Linked DNA regions of Homo sapiens: region 1 is linked to region 2. Evidence: read pairs that join two places in POLR2A ChIA-PET (ENCODE). Cell type or tissue: PC-9. All regions are shown on one strand.

Region 1 (2,500 bases), 350 kb before region 2:
GGCTTAGGCAGGAGAATGGCATCAACCTGGGAGGCGGAGCTTGCAGTGAGCCGAGATCGCGCCACTGCACTCCAGCCTAGGGGACAGAGCGAGATTCCGTCTCAAAAAAAAAAATGTGTTTAACCTGCATTGCCAATGAGTATCGTTAATTGTGTATGTATAATTATTAGGTATAAACACGTATTTCTTATGTATACATATGCACTAGAAATATTCATTGACTGTTTTCCTGCTTTGCCAAATCAGTGACACCCAGTCTCTAGAAGTTATTGTATATGCATACAAAGCACAAACTCACAATAAAATTGTTTTCCAACTCTTTCTAGAAAATGTTTACCAAAAAAATACACTTTTCCTTCTCTACACTCACACGAAAATTAATCGACATGTCATACTGGTAAAATTAAATTTTTGTGCTATCTTTTTTAAGAGGGAGTTTTACATTTAAGTTGTAGCCCTGGGTCAAAGGTAATAAAACGACCAGAGAACACCACATTACTTTGTATCTCTTCTAACACAGCTTTTCGTTCACAGGCTGAGACTGACAGTTTCAAGAAGACAGTGCATCAAAAAAGCTCTTGGAGGAAAATCTCCAGTCTTTCAAACTACACTTTACTGTATTCATTGATTTATGTAATATATAAAGAGATTAATGATAAAAATAATTTGCATATTTTAAATATGTAATAGGGTTTGAGAATATAGCTTCTAAGTTGAATAGTTGTTTGATATTAAGCAACAATTAAAAGCTAGTAAAATGAAAATGAAATTCTCTTTAGGCAACATATATAGGCTTGGGAAGGAGTAACATTATGCATAACCCCATGATTAACCCAAATCTTTTAATATTCATTAAGATTCCCAAACCAGAGCCAAGAATAATTGGTCTATAGTTGCTTCTCCTGGCTATCTTATTATAACATACTGCATTTATCTTCATTTATCTTAAATTCCTGTATTATAGCAGAACTTATAGATATTCCCACTGGGATCCTCAAACTCTTAATTTGTTTACATATTTTGGCTTCTTTCCAGATTTATGTGAATAGTAACTGATCCAAGAAACAAACAGGCGGAAATGTCTTTGAATAACATTCTTTTACCATCGGGTCATACATACCTCCATTCAGTAAAACAGGCAACTGAATTCCTGAACTGGGCAGTTCAATAATACATTTTTGAAACTCAGGTGGGATTAAAGAGAATGGTGCTCTATTCAAACAATAAAAGAAAAAAGAACTATGAACTTAACAAGGTCTTAAAAACACACACAGGATGAAAAAAAAATCCTCCGAACTATTGAAGAAAATTAGGAACACAGATTTTATCGTCTATTTCCTCATCCTCAAAGGGATGTTTTTTATCCACTTAGGCTGAAGAGCTTGCTTTCAACCAAATTAAGAGCTCAGATGTGAAGAATAGGAAAGGAAAAAAAAGGAAATAAAAACCTGACATACCAATAAACCAACCAATTTCAGTTTCAATAGCCCATTTTATAATGAGGTAGAACAAAGAACATAATGGATAGCGCCAAATGGCAAAGCTCCAGAAAACTCATTCAGTTAATCTTACTAGTTGCTTTGCCAAACCTTATCCAAATAACACAATTATTACAGTCTGCAGACTAGTGGAAATTCTTACAAAATTGGCCTCTATCTAGAATCCCAAATCATGTCTCCAACTCGAGTCACAACCATCTCTGCGATTGTCTTGTTGAAGCTTTTGCCTCTGGGCTTAACTGCAATTTTGCAAAATGGAAAATAAGTGAATGCATCCAGGTAAAATTCTGGATATAGATTTAAATCGAGCTTTTTAATCCTTAAGAACAGTCCTTCCTATATGTGATCCAATTCCCTAAAAAATTATTCAAAGTAGATGGACTATTATTGGTCCAAAATTGTCCTATGTTAGAAATGTTAGAATTCCAGTTTGGCTTCCAGTGTGCCCAGCGATCACGAGTTCTTAATCTCTGCATCTGCCTTTTTGCAACTGTCATATCAAAAGGTTGATACAGACCTACCTCGTAGAGATCCTGCAAGGATTAATTAAGATTAAATCGAAAGAAAAAAATGCATTTGACAAGCCAGGCTTCATCAATGCTGCTAAACAGACCCAGATGTTTTAACAACTGTTCAGATTATTTGGTAGCATCCTAAGTAGAGAATTAATTTGCATAATACATCTCAGCTGTGAAGACATTGTTAAATGATTCCAATGTTTCAGATAAGGGAAAACAACCTGGCTCCACTCTGGCCTCTCATCAAACTAGGCACCATTCACCCCAAAATTTTCCTGCTGACCAAACATTGGTAACATATGTGATTAAGAGAATCCCAAGACAAAGAAAGACGTTATACCTTCTCATTCCTAGGCACTTCTCTGAACCTTTCTTTCTCCTGTAAGGATAAAAAGATTTCAACTCTCTTTCATGTCTTGCTGTGGTGCTGAGGCACAAATGGCTACATGCATCTCTTGTCCATCAAGAAAGTGCTTGCTTCCA
Region 2 (2,500 bases):
GCCAGACTGAAATAAACACTGAATTTAAAAGAACTATACCCCAACTCACTTTATGTTCAATACATTTAATTTCAGTACCCAAAGCAAAATGCATGTAATATATTAAAATACCATATAAAAATTGCATAAGAAATTTATTTTAAAATTGCATAAGAAATTCATTAAACTGTTTCATTTTCTTGTTAATTTGTAAGAAGGGAAACACAAGGGAAGAATATTTAAGTACCAGAACAGAATGATGGAAGAGAAACAGAAAACCAGATCATCCCCTGGTATTTCTACAGACCTGTCATTCTGTGTGTGTGTGTGCACTTAGAATTCATTTTGCCTTGTAAAAGCTGTCATTTAAACACAGTGTCACCTCTGAGAACCATCAAAGGCAGTATCCTTGACCACAGCTTAAATAGAATAGGAATTGTTGCCTGAAACTGCTCTGAGCACAGAACTAATGCATGCAGTTCAACTGAGGATGCCACATTACTCCAGAAACCAAAAGAGGGTAATGACCCCTTGCACAAGGGACAATGTAACAGAGATAATATCTTTGAAAGTTTTGTTTAGGAAACAAATCACTAATCTAGAGATGGTGGTGGCCAGCCTTAATAATCTGTGGAAGGGAGGAACATATGGAATCATTAAAGAAAAGCAACAGCTAGAAAAGGTAGATTTGTCATTTCTGCAAGAAACATATTGACAACAGCTGTTTATATGCATTTTAACCTTGACTCATTGCTAAAAGAAGATTTAAAGAAGAAAAAATTTGGCTTTAAGATGAAAATGGTCCAAAGGAATTCAAAGTCATATCTTTTATCTGAGGGATAAGAAAAAGAGAATGCGGACGTTGTTCCTTGTGACCACAGCCACCACCCCCATCAACTTGCCAAGCACAGAGTAAATACAGGAAGTGAGCTGTCCAATAGTCTGAATTTCAGACATCATTGCCTTATAGTGCCTTACCCATGAGGGCACCACATCTTTATCTTAAGCAAATTGAAAGGGACTATGGTAGGGTAGAAGCACAAGGGGTAACATGGAGAAGGGAGAGAGAAGACTGCAACAGTCTTTTCATATAATAATATAGTCTCTTCAGTGATGTCCAAAGGATGTAAGGATATAAACAAGCTTTTGATTTTTGCAAAAAGAATGTTTCATTGCTCTCCAGCATGGGACACTCACTGGGATAGACCCTCCCTCCTCCCCCACGAAAAAGAAGAAGAAAAAAAGAATATACAGAGTTTGGGAAGATGCTGTATCATCTACTTAGGAGAGCAATAAACTGTACTGTTTTGGACAATAAGTACTTAGTGGTGACAAAAGGACAATATTTTATGTAGAAGTAACTTGCAGCAGACAGTTAAGAGGAATAAATGAGGACACTGTGTTGTCTTTACTGTACGTGAATAGAAATAAGTTAAATAGAAATTAAGTACTTTCCTTTGTGACCATTGCTACCACTAATTGGCTTAAGACATAAATGAAAGAATAAATGAATAATTGAACGTTAAACTTACCATTGAATATAAACTTAAATCAATAAAGAACTATTTACATTTACTCTTCAGAAAAATTAGAGTGCTTGAAACTATTCACAAAATAAAAAGTTTGTTTTGTTTTTAAGTTTGTAAAGACTCTCTCACTCCAACTTCTTATGTCTTTTCACCTCTCCTACCACTTATCCTTGAAAGAATTCAAGATCTTGACAAGTGATTAAAAAGAAAATCAGAAACTTCCCCCTTTGTCAAATCTTCCTTAGTAATTATTCTCTCTTAACTTCATAAAAATATATGGTTATTAACTGCTATAGTACAATAACAAAACTATACATGAAACTAACCAACACTGGTCTTGGGCAAGTTATCAAATTTCATTATGCTTGTCTTGGTTCTCCTGGCCTCTTGCCTTTCTATAGTCTTTTTATTTTTCCTCACTACCTCCTGAATTGGGTATCTCACTATCAGCTCTGCTGAACCGGAATTCACTTGTGTCTTTCATCTACGAACTTAATCCTGCTAGTCCTGACCAGGACAGGCAGCTTCACTTTGTGAATGGGCCGAATCTTGCATTTGTCTCATTGCCTAGAAAACTGTCTTACTATTCATGGGGTGTACCCACCACTTGCAACCTTTTTCCCAAACTTAACCTCATTGACCCGGGTCTTATAACTGGCTCCTTCTTGGGATTTCACATCTCTTTAGCATGAAGTAAAACACAACCCCGGTTTGACTGACTAGGCTTGAGTCATCAGAGGGCTGACTTCTGATTAATTGGCCGAAGAACTGCTATGAAAGGATTAATCACATACAAACAGGTTGTCACCCCTTGACTGGCTTTAATTGTTATTCTTGTGACTTCTGATGCCTGGGTCTCCCTGGGATGCTCTACAGCCTGGCCTTGGCTTACTTCCCATCCCCACCAGCCAGTGCTGCTAAGATCTGAGCTTGCTCATGTTATGACCCTAAGGCCCTCCTGTCCCTACTTAATCTGGCTGTCAAGAAAAATC

Evidence for each region. Peaks named below come from ENCODE experiments on the same cell type or tissue, not always from the same donor. Only the 100,000 strongest peaks of a DNase experiment are listed, where the experiment ranks them.
Region 1: POLR2A ChIA-PET joins it to region 2 with 10 read pairs; 2 of 35 experiments call an interaction of 5 or more read pairs at or near these places.

Annotation. Positions count from the first base shown.
Region 1 is chr7:16,083,026-16,085,525 of GRCh38, forward strand. No RefSeq gene overlaps it. Among named protein-coding and RNA genes, the nearest start is that of CRPPA-AS1, 130 kb to the right of the region's middle. In PC-9, no CTCF peak of the experiment used is centred here; a DNase peak (open chromatin) is centred at 1,116; H3K27ac peaks cover 579 bases.
Region 2 is chr7:16,428,049-16,430,548 of GRCh38, forward strand. All of the region lies in intron 2 of LOC105375168 (a long non-coding RNA gene), which reads left to right. Among named protein-coding and RNA genes, the nearest start is that of CRPPA, 7.8 kb to the left of the region's middle. In PC-9, no CTCF peak of the experiment used is centred here; no DNase peak of the experiment used is centred here.